Linked DNA regions of Homo sapiens: all the other regions are linked to region 2. The links are chromatin contacts, found by Hi-C or POLR2A ChIA-PET in ENCODE. All regions are on one chromosome and are shown on one strand. Each heading gives the region's core, a stretch centred on a gene start or an enhancer-like site at or near the end of the contact. The rest is flanking DNA. Distances are from core to core; before and after follow the strand shown. Region 1 holds the start of LRIG2-DT (LRIG2 divergent transcript). Region 2 holds the start of MOV10 (Mov10 RNA helicase). Region 3 holds the start of LINC02884 (long intergenic non-protein coding RNA 2884).

The links. A loop is a pair of places that touch in the nucleus more often than their neighbours do. ChIA-PET counts read pairs that join two places held with the same protein, here RNA polymerase II (POLR2A). Pooled maps may share reads with other maps.
Region 1: a pooled map shows a loop between it and region 2 (9-fold over the local background). The contact joins the promoter of LRIG2-DT here to the promoter of MOV10 in region 2. A Hi-C loop is called at or near these places in 9 of 50 pooled maps. POLR2A ChIA-PET finds 5 or more read pairs at or near these places in 5 of 52 experiments (CD4-positive, alpha-beta T cell, H1, HEK293T and 2 more).
Region 3: a loop to region 2 is called in a pooled map, with 7 times the contacts of the local background. The contact joins the promoter of LINC02884 here to the promoter of MOV10 in region 2. A Hi-C loop is called at or near these places in 4 of 50 pooled maps. POLR2A ChIA-PET finds 5 or more read pairs at or near these places in 4 of 52 experiments (A549, AG04450, activated CD4-positive, alpha-beta T cell and 1 more).

The regions. Positions count from the first base shown.
Region 1 is chr1:113,071,198-113,075,157 of GRCh38, reverse strand. LRIG2-DT (LRIG2 divergent transcript) reads left to right here and starts at 2,056. Exons shown (of 3, transcript NR_103777.1): 1 at 2,056-2,219. It overlaps LRIG2 (leucine rich repeats and immunoglobulin like domains 2), which reads right to left and starts at 1,960. Exons shown (of 18, transcript NM_014813.3): 1 at 1,513-1,960. The coding sequence starts at 1,751. RefSeq lists enhancers at 791-840, 1,440-1,499, 1,116-1,647, 1,680-1,989, 1,648-2,181 and 1 more.
Region 2 is chr1:112,672,379-112,676,008 of GRCh38, reverse strand. It overlaps MOV10 (Mov10 RNA helicase), which reads right to left and starts at 1,350. Exons shown (of 21, transcript NM_001321324.2): 1 at 1,280-1,350; 2 at 960-1,161. The coding sequence starts at 1,096. RefSeq lists a silencer at 550-949.
Region 3 is chr1:112,358,969-112,362,537 of GRCh38, reverse strand. LINC02884 (long intergenic non-protein coding RNA 2884) reads left to right here and starts at 1,931. Exons shown (of 2, transcript NR_183466.1): 1 at 1,931-2,176.

The DNA of each region.
Region 1 (3,960 bases), core at 807-3,306, 400 kb before region 2:
TCACTCCAACCTCGCCCTCCCGGGTTCAAGTGATTCTCCTGCCTCAGGGTGTAGCTAGTATTACAGGCACGCGCCACCACACCCAGCTAACTTTGCATTTTTAGTAGAGATGGGGTTTCTCCATGTTGGTCAGGTTGGTCTCGAACTCCCAACCTTAGGTGATCAGCCCGCCTCAGCCTCCCAGAGTGCTGGGATTACAAGCGTGAGCCACCGCACCCGGCCCCTCTTCCTCCCCGACCCTCCCTCCCCCCAGACGGAGTCTCGCTCTGTTTTCAGGCTGGAGTGCAGTGGCGTGATCTCAGCTCACTGCAACCTCCACCTCCCGGGTTCAAGCGATTCTCCTGCCTCAGCCTCCCGAGTAGCTGGGACTACAGGCGCACACCACCACACCCAGCTAATTTTTTTGTATTTTTAGTAGAGACGGGGTTTCACCATGTTGGCCAGGATGGTCTCGATCTCTTGACCTCGTGATCGGCCCGCCTCGGCCTCCCAAAGTGCTGGGATTACAGGCGTGAGCCACCGCGCCTGGCCCATTGATGACTCTTTCTTAACGACTCCATCAGAAATCTGTCAGTTAATAAACGTGCTGCTCAGTTAGTGACGAGAAATAACTGTATGTTAGTGGTTAAGAAGCCCCATAATTGCAGCATTTAATACCTGCTGTTGTTCCTAATACCACCAGGCTGACTCAGACTAAGGAGCCCTCCAAGTTCCACTGTCTAATAAAGACCTGTCAAAGTGAAAACTCAACAGTGGAAACTCCAGAATTCATTCAACCGTTGTACCTGCTTTACCTACATAAATAAGCAGAACTGATTTTTGGGTTCTTTGCCACAAGAAGATGCGCTGAAAACAAAGCATCAAATGGTTCTGCAAAAAATACTCCTCCTCTTTACAGTGAAGTTTAAATTAGATCAAGAATGCTACTTACAAAGATATTCTGAATTACAGGATCTCCTGATTCATCATAATGAACTTTTCAACCCTGTTAAGTATCAAAACTGCAGCACAAAATCAGCCAACATGCGAACTAAGGACTAAAGACAGTTCATAGGTCTTTGGCGATTGTGATTATAAAATCACGTGCCTGAGGACCACTAAGTCTGAGGTACACACCAAATCATGCAGCTCAAGATAAGCAGAAAGCACTGTTCCGTGCTCAACCCACCCCCCGCCCCACCAACCATCCAAAGTCAATGCTGGTGCCCAGGACCCGTGAGTCCTTACCATTAAATATGCCCGCCCCATTTCCTCCCCAGTTGAGGAAATCACAGACTCCTTGGCCCCAAGAATCTTAACCCTCGTCTTCATACAATTCTCCAGAAACCTTAACACCGGCTTTTTTAGGCTCCCACCACCTAAAACAAAGTTCATAAAATCCTGACGGCAGTTTCCTTCAGAGCTTAGGCTCTCGACCACACCCTCCGACCAGGCCTGTCTCCCTCCTGCCTGCCCCCTGTAGAGGGAAGGCTCCCCCTCCTTTTGGTCACTCTGCCTGGCCGCTCTACTCACAGGATAGCGGTGTCGGGGGGCAGCAAGCCCGACAGCGCCCTCCAGCTCGGTGCGGGCAATTTCCTGCGACTGCAGTCCAGGAGAGGAATGCGGCAGGAGCAGGGCGCGGGGCAGAGACCTGCTCCGGCGGCGGGCAACAGGAGGAGAGCGGTCTGGGCAATGAAGAGTAACCGAGAAAGCACTCTAGATCGACACCCCAGCAACTGCTCCTCCGGGACGCCTAGGGGCGCCGGCGCCATTTTCCCCCTCGACCTGGACGTGGCCTAGAAGAGCTGCCTGCTAGAAAAGGAGGATCGGCGGAGAAGCTCAGCAGAGATGCTCGGTGGCTGCACTGTCTCCCGAAGCCCCGGCTGAAGGCTGTACCATCTAAAGGCATGCAAGGAGCAGACGCAGCGCGACAGCGGGGTCGACGGCCTGGGACACACGGCCTGACGGACACCTCTCGTCCGCCCCTCCCCACGGCGCAACGTCCTCACGCACAGGGGCCAGCCAATCGGTGCCATAAGATGAGGTTGCGCCCGGGGCGGAACTCAGTGAGGGGCGGGGCCAGACGCAGCCGAGTATCTTGAGGAGAAGGACTTTAAAGCGTTCAGGGATTTTAGCTGCCGCTGTGGAGTTCCGCCGCTGTTCTTCCGCTGGAGGGCGCAGTAGTTCCTTAAGAGGGAATGGTGCGGCGAATAGCTGTGAGTTCAAAGTCCTGACTACAGGTATATCTACTGTAGTAGAAAAGGATCTTTTATTTGCTCTGGGCTTTAAGAAAGGGGAGTGGCAGAAGGGCTGCCTTCCAAGTCGCACACACGAATGGGTCACGGGAGCTTCTATCCTGGCTTTGGCCAGATCGGCCTCCAGAGCCGAGCTCGAGCCTCTTCTGCCCCCTGCTGCTTGGCTGTAGCCCCTGCTCTTCTGCAAGTAGGCGGCAACTGCCATTTGCATAAGATCAATATCACTCTCTGTTAATGGCCTTGTAAGCTCCTGAAGGCAGAGGCCCTGTTTCTTCATCGGTGCACCTCCACCTTTTGTTCTAGCTTGGAGTTCAATAAATTTTGGTGGGACTGCACCTGCATGTCTATATAAAGGAAATACCCTTCTCTTTGGAGGGATGCTGTCAAGGTCACTCTCAGAAAAGCAAGCGAGACAAGAGGGTGTTGAGCAGTCAACAAAGCAAAGACTGGATGTGAGGAAATTTATTTCTCCTAAAGCAGAGGCTATGGAAAACTTACTAGGAACAGTGAAGTCTGGCCATCTTATGCTCATTCAGCCATCCAAGGTTGTAAATAAGACTTTGAGAATAATAGTGATGGTTCACTTATACGTAGTGAACTTTTCAAAGGGCGTTTGCATCTGTTATCTTGTTTGCTCCTTCAGTGACTGTGACATTGGCAAGACAATTATTGCTGATGATGCAACAAGCCCCAAGAGGTTAAACCAAGTTACTCTTGAGGCAGGGGCAGGTTCGACATTAACATGGGTTTTCTGACATAAATTGAAAATCTGAGCAGGTTAAAAAGAATGATAATGCCTAGGTTAGGGTTCTCATAGAAAGTAACTGAAAGCAATCTTTCCCATGGCAGATTATGGAGTCATAATTATGTTTTTAAAAACCTTTTTCTGTTTTTTTTTTTTAATATTGAAGTATATATTGGAAACAAGGCCATATCCAATGCTACAGTCCAAACCAAACTTTTAAAGCCAAGACAGCGGAATGAAACTTACTCTTAGCCTTCTTCCCTTAGCTGTTGAGCAGACTTAACAAACTCTGGTAAGAAATCCGGCATAGGCAGGAACCTTACAAAAAAAAAAAGGAGGCAGTTTAGTTCCTTTCTACATTATAGTTTCAGAGCTTTCCTATGAAACTATACCAAATGGGGCCATTAGAAATTAATGCTCTCTAACCTGTATCCTCCGCAGTAAGTGGCTCACTGCAATCTCTGCCTGCCGTATTCAAGCGATTCTCCTGCCTCAGCCTGCCTAGTAGCTGGGACTACAGGTGTGCACCACCATGCCCGGCTAATTTTTGTATTTTTAGTAGAGACGGGGTTTTGCCTTTTTGGCCAGGCTGGTCTCGAACTCCTGACCTCAGGTGATCCACCCACCTCGGGCTCTCAAAGTGCTGGGATTACAGGCATGAGCCACTGTGACTGGCCACAAATACACGTTTTTTTTGTTTTTTTTGTTTTTTTTGTTTTTTTTTTGAGACAAAATTTCATTATTGTTGCCCAGGCTGGAGTGCAATGGCACAATCTCGGCTCACCGCAACCTCCGCCTCCTGGATTCAAGCGATTCTCCTGCCTCAGCCTCCTGAGTAGCTGGGATTACAGTCATGCGCCACCACGCCCAGCTAATTTTGTAGTTTTAGTAGAGATGGGGTTTCTCCATGTTGGTCAGGCTGGTCTCGAACTCCCAACCTTAGGTGATCCGCCCGCCTCGGCCTCCCAGAGTGCTGGGATT
Region 2 (3,630 bases), core at 101-2,600:
CACTTCTGTTAGCTCAATCTTAGACTTCAGCTGTTTTAGCAGCCATATCTCACCCATACTGGCCCTCTGGTCTGCTAAAACCCAAGGTCTTTTTCGGGAGGTCTGTTATTAAGCCCAGATTCCCACTACCTTATGTTTATTTGTACAAGTCTTTACGTTTACCCTTGTTAAACTGCTTCTTGGTTTTCCACGCAAGGCAGCAGCCTGTTGATAAACGTGTTTTTGAAGCACAATTCTGTGGTGTGACAGAAGACTCTTTGATTTTCACTTGGGTGGTAGCAGGAAAAGGAGACCAAAGAGCCTTCAGCCACAGGGTGAAAGGGAGCCTCCAGAAGGCTGGCTCTGCCCCTGGGTCTCCATGGAGAAGCCACAGGTGCTAATGGAGGTTTGGTACGCACGTAGTTTGTGCCCTTTTCTTCTTTCCAGAGCTTCCTGAGCTTCTCCCTTCTACCCTGGGCCTCTTCAGTTCTCCCAGATAGCGGACCCCCGAGGCAGCAGCGCCTCAACAAGGTGGCAGAGGTCCCTGTAAAGCCCGCGCTCGGGCTCGCAGCCCCCAACAGGCAGCCTCTAACCCGCGCTCCCGCGATGCCTGGGCCCCCTCTGGAGGCTCCCCTCCCCCACCGCGAGCGCTGTCCCTCAGCCCCCGCGAGCGGCGCATGGACGCGGGACGCAGCTCCCGGCCCCGGGTTCCGGCCTCCGGGGGCGCGGGCAGCGCGGGAGGCTCTCCGCGGCGACTTGGCGCAGGGGCCCAGCTCGGGCAGAACTGGCGGGCTCCGGGCGGCGCTGGTGGGGCGTGGGCGAGGCGCGGGAGGGGAGGTCTGCGCCGCCCCGGGACTGGCCTGAGCCGCTGGGGGAGCTGCGTCCCTCTGCGCCCCGGGGCGGGAAAGGTGGCCCTCGCGCGGGGGTCGTGGCAGCAAGCTGGGCCCGCGATTCGGGGCCGGGAGTGGGCCGGCCCGTACCTGATCTTGAAGTCGCGGTTATAAATGGTCCGCAGCCGCTCGCGATCTGTCTCCATGTCCAGTCCCCGAACGACCAGGAAACTCTCGAAACACTGGCCCGCCTCCCGGAGCTGCCGGCAGCTGAACTTACTGGGCATCGCGGCGGCGGCTGCGGCCCAGGCAGGAGGGTCCGTGGAAATGAAACTGAAAGTCGCCGCTGCAGCTGGAAGTTGGCGGCCCTGAGATGAGGGTGCAGCAGGAGGGAAGCCCCCTAACTCTGACCCCTGATCCTGCGGGCTCCCTTCTCCCCACCAGGCTTCCCTCCTCCGTTCTTTTCTTACCTGAGCTTTCCCTTCGGTTTCTTCGTCCTATCCCCTCCCCCTCTTCGCATTAACTCTTTCCTAAAGCGTCTGACCCCTCCCTCAGGGCCCTCCCCTTACCCCAAGCTCCCTCCCCTGGCTTCTAGCCAGTATCAGAACGTGGCTACCGCTTGGGGCCCTCTGAACAGCCCGGGAGGACCTCCGAGCCTCAGCCAGGGCTACCCTCACGCCCACCCTCCAGAGCCTCGGGACTCAGTGAAAAGCAGGAGAGCAAAGGGCAGGGCTGGGATCTAGGTCGGCTGCGGCCGGAATGGGGAAGCTCATCCAGCGCCTCCCCCAGCCTTCCAGGGACGTAAACTCGGGGCGACACGCCCCCTCCCCCATTTTCCCTTCTCGGGCTTTCAGACGCACGTAGTTGGCATAAGGGTCAAAGAAGTTTGGGGAAAAGAACCCAGTGTCTCTGAGATAAAGGTGTGTACGTGTGGGAGGGAGGGACAAGGGGCTCTGCCAGGATACACAGTAATTGCTTTTCTCTGCCACATCGGCTTATGTGGAAAGGCTGGTGACCGACCCTTACCCCTGAGCCACATATTTGGGCGCTTCGTTGCATTCCAGTCTGTATTGCTCTTTAATTTTTACTGGTATATAAGGTGGACCCTTATATTCATCAAAATACTAGCATCTTGAGCGTAAGGGACTGTTGTGTTAGGCAATAATAAGTGGTTAATAGTGACAGCATCAGTACCAAGAAGAGAACTAAAAGGGCAGTGTGCTTCAGAAGACTGTATAGACAAATTTAAGGGGGTGGGGCTACAATAACAAACCTTTGTATCTATTTTTTTCCCGCAGAATGAAATGACACACACACTAGAATGGGACAAGCTAAGTTACACTACAAAGTTTTAAATCAAATACATCACTTTCAAATAAATCAAAGCTAGTGTTGTTCTCCATAGTAGCTACCAGCAGGAGGCCACACACTCAATCTACGGAATTGAAGAAAGTCCAGAACCCAGGTCATACTCCAGCTGGGCTACCCGGTACCTTCTCTCAGGCCAACAACCAAATGAAGCCAGGAATAACAGGCTTTAGCAACAGGAAATGCAATGTCAGTGGGAACCAAAGCTACGGGGATGGGTAAAATAGGGCAGAGGAAAACATCTTACAAACTTATTATGCAAAGTAGAAGAAAAAACTAGAAAAGCAGCCAAAGATTTTACCTTTTTTCTCCCTCAATGTCCTGATGAGGTTCCAGAAGAATAGAGAGGGTGAACTCTTAAAAATTGCCTTGTTACTTACCATCTCAAAAACGTACCATCAACCGTACTCAAACTGAATGTCTGGCTCCATTCTGACCAGCAAATCTAAATCCCTATTATTCTTGGATACAATCTCCCTTCTTCTCTGGTCAGGTTTATGTCTTGGATGTTCTCAAAACGTACACAAAAGTCTGCAGTATAGTAAAACCTTGGGTAAAAAGTGTGATGCTATGTGGCTTTGTTTACAATGGAACTTCTCTAAACAATTTCATCCAGAAAAATCTACTTCACATGGGGTTCTAATTGTTATTGTCAGAGCTCTTTGAATCAGAGCAACTCCATCTTCAACAGGGACTGGGTAAAATGAGACTGAGACCTATTGGACTGCATTCCCAGGAGGTTAGGCATTCTAAGTCACAGGATAAGACAGGAGGTCAGCACAAGATACATGTCATAAAGACCTTGCTGATAAAACAGGCTGCAGTAAAGAAGCTGGCTAAACCCCACCAAAACCAAGATGGTGAGGAGAGTGACCTCTGGCCGTCAGATGTGAGATTTGTTTCTGTGCTCAGAGAGCTTATATATACTCTGTGCATTTATATATACCCTATCTGTTCAAAGAAGAAATTTAAGTTAGCTCAACTTAAACTACAGGACAATCCAGCTTTGTTCATATTTACCAATCTTCCTTTGATTTTTCACATAGTAGGTAGCTGAAAAACGAGACAATGGTCACCAGCATTTGGTTTACTTGGTAGTTTTATAGAAAATTGTAAATTCACAAGTTGGCATTCAAATATTTATCATTCTTTGAGTTTGAAGAGAATATGCCAAGTTTGCCAAGCATCCCATGAACCTAGATGAGTCCAGCACCGAAGTCTTAGACTATAAAAGAGAACAGGCACTGGAACTAGGCAAGCAATAGAGGGATAACCACTGAGGCTCAGATGAAAAAAGTCTTCAGCAGTGTCATTTCAAACCAAAATATAGGAGGGAAGCCTCACAAAAAACCCTTTTCCAGATGGCTGGGAAATCTTTGCCATAGCGTACAACAGGCTGATTTCAGCAGCTTGTGGTGATAAAATAGATACAATTCAAGCAAATATTCTGCTA
Region 3 (3,569 bases), core at 682-3,181, 310 kb after region 2:
TTTAATATCTGACTTCTTTATTTAGCATAATGTTTTCAAGGTTCATCCATGTTGTGGCATGTATCAGTACTTCATTCTTTGTGGCTGAATAATATTCCATTGTGTGGATATACTTCATTTGGTTTATCCATTCATCAATTGATGAACATTTGGGTTCTTTCTACTTTTTGGAAATTATGAATGATGCTTCTATGAACATTTGAGTATGAGTTTTTATGTGGACACAAGTTTTCAATTTTCTTGGATATATACCTAGGAGTGGAATTGTTGGGTCATATGGTAACTCTTTATTTAACTTTTTGAGGAATTGCCAAACTGTTTCCCAAGGCAGCCATACTGTTTTACAGTTTTACCAACAATGCATGAGAGTTCCGATTTCTCCACATTCTTTTCAACACTTGTTATTGTCCATTTAAAAAATTATAGCCATGCTAGTGGATATAAAGTGATGTGTCATTCTGGTTTTGATTTGCATTACCCTAATGACTGATGATGTTGAACAACTTTTCATGTGCACGTTGGCTATGTGTATATTTTATTTGAAAAAATGTTTATTCAAATTCTTTGCCCTTATTTAATTGGCTTGTCTTTTTACTTTCTTTGTTATTATTATTATTTTAGAGATGGGGTCTTTCTGTGTTGCCTAGGCTGGCCTTGAACTCCTGGGCTCAAGTGATCCTTCTGCCTCAGCCTCCTGAGTAGCTGGGATTATGGGTGCTGGCTTATTTTTTCACTTTCTTGATAGTGTACTTTGAAGCACAAAATTTTTAGTTTTGATGAAGTCCAATTTATATATTTGTTTCTTTTGTTGCTTATGACCATCTGCTTTTTAAATTAAACTCAGAAATCCTAAAGCTTTTCCATTAAGCACAACAAATAATAAAACTATATATCTTAATTCCATGTTGTAGCAATTTAAGGGGGTGGAATTGACGTCAGGGAGAGGGAGAAGGTGGGGGTAGACTCTTTACTTGGACTTTAGACCTCAAAGTCTGAATGTTAGCAACTGCCTTTGAGCATTGAGCACATAATCATCAAGGATAACTAACTCTTTGGAAACTGCCTTAATCACTAAACCTTCAGTAGCTTTCTTCTGGAAGGGGTGAAGCCCCTGCTACCAAGAAGGAGCTCACTCTCTGCACTGCAGCAATGTTACCTAAGGACAAGTGAAAATGAAGATAAAGTGTCAGAAAAAGGGAAAGCTTTGCAGTCAGGCTGTTAGGAGTCTCCACTGGGTTCTCTGGAACTAGATGCTGCAACAGAGGTAGAAGTGCAAAGGGGAGGATCACCTGTGAGTGGAAAAGGGAGGAAGCAGTTTGGCCAGGAGGAGCTCTTGGCTTCTGATGCAGACTTGACAAAGCCTCTGCCAGTCTAACAGGGTGCTCTGAGCAAAAATTGCTTGTTAGAGGAGTTCCGCATTGGTAGAAGAGGGATGGGCCTTTGTACTACCACCTTGCTCAGCCATTGGCTAGGGGCTGCCTTAAGAAGAGAGTGACTGTGGCTTAAAAACTCAGGTGGTCCTTGAAGGAACTAATTGCTGGGGGCAAATAAAACCAACATTCTTGGTAGCAGGGGAGTGAGTCCTTTATTGAAGGGGCAATGTAAGCATGGCATCTCTGTGTCTGTCTACCACACAGACAAACATGAAGTTCAAATTCCAACAACATGTGACCTTAGGCAACCACTCTGCCTCAGTTTTTTCATCTGTAAAATGGAGAAAATGCTTTCCTTACAGGGTTGTGGGAGGATTAAATAAGACAAGAATGAACATAGTGCCTGATACAGCACAGGCATTCAATAAGTATTAGTTCTTCCCTTTCCCCCAGATGAAAATAAGCCAAGGGAACATTCTGTTCTGCAAACCAGTTCCCACCCTGCTCTTTCTAAACTTCATTTTCTTTCAATTTCCAGTAGGGGACCAAGCCTCTGCGGCAGTTTCCTGATCTTCTGGATATGCTGCCACGCTGTCCCAGGGCTGGTGGTGTCCCCTGACTTGTTCCTCTCCTGACTTTCTCAGCCTGGAGACTGAAAGCTCTCTTTGGCTGTTGGCCCTCCCAGGCAGAGTCCACTGGCTGTTAGGGTGAAATGGGGCTGATGCTTCCTGGAATCCACCAGAAGTATGCAAATTGCACCATCTCTTTCAGCTGCCTGCGCCTGCATTCCATCGAGGATTCCGGTAAGAAGAAACCATCCTGTTCCTCTTTCTAAGTGCCTCATTAAAGCTGGAGGACAAATTCCTCCTGCTTCTCTTGCCCTGGGAGGTGAGACAGCACCTGAATGGGAAGAGGAGGTTGTGCTCCGCGTGACATCATCCTTCATGGGGTACTCTGACCACAGGGACACTGGTGTCCAAGGCCCAGGTACTTCCTGTGTGCCTGATTCACTGGGGAGTCTCAACTCGTTGGGGTATAAACATGAAAAGATTTTATTTCTTCCAGTAACTGCCCTGGCTGTGCTGTGCCAGATCTCTCTTTCCTGCTGAGGAGCCGCTCCCTTAACGACATCTTGGTCTGGTTCCATAACTTTTCAGCCACTTTCGGTTACTATAACAGTCTCATTCCAGTAATTAAGACTCAGCCTCTTATATTTTTAAAACTTTCATTGCAAACTCGATTCAGAGCTCTTCTCTCCCCTTCCCTCCAGCACAAGTGAGAGTTGGGTCCTGGTTGTTTGGAGCAGTGGAGGGGAAGTAGGGCCTGGCTTGAAGATGCCTCACCTCCTCCCTCTTTGAGGCCTCAGCATCTGTATTTGGGCAGAGAGGAGGGATGGAGAGTAAGAGACCTCTTTACAGGAGTGTCCTTTTCCCCTTCCTGTTCTTTGTGGCTCTGTTAGATGCTGAAGATCTCACCCCACCCTCCTCCATCACTGAACACCACCCTTTCCCCCTCCTTCCCTCACACAGATGCACCTCTCTTTAGCCTCAACAGTGGTACAGGTGCCCAACGACCCTTTGTTGACTTGGCCATGGGTACCTGGGCAAACCCTCAGCTCCTGCCCTTCCACTGACTTCCGTGCATCTCCATGCAGAGCCACAGGGCCTGCAGGAATCCTCTCCCATAATCCTTCAAGGGCCCCACAGACCTGGGAAGGGAGAGCTGCCCCCATCTTCTTCCCAGTCATGCTGCCCCAGGGTCCTTCGAGCCCTGCCGGATGGGCTACTGTAGTGGGCCTCTTGCTTTCAGAATCTCCCAGACTCAGATGGATACCAGTCTCTACATTCAAGTGCAGTCCCAGCCCTCAAAGTAAGTTCATCAGGCATCCTGCTTTTCCTTCCCACAGTGGGGTAGGTGAACAACAAGGGCACTGGGCTGCAGTCCTAGGCTTCCAGGATGGCAAGGACTCTGACAGTGAGCTGTGCCTCTGAGGCATCAGGGAGAGTCTGGATTCCCTCTCCCCTCACACTGGGGCAGGAAAGCACCCTTATCATCTCCACAGGGGCGTGAAGGGTGACTCTTCCTTGATCTCTCTCAGTCCTGCTCCTGACTGGACGTGGGCTGGGTGCCGGTCCATTTAGAGGGTGCTGGTGCCTTGAACAGCAGTGTGTGGAGGTGGCTGGCTCCATCTGCTGG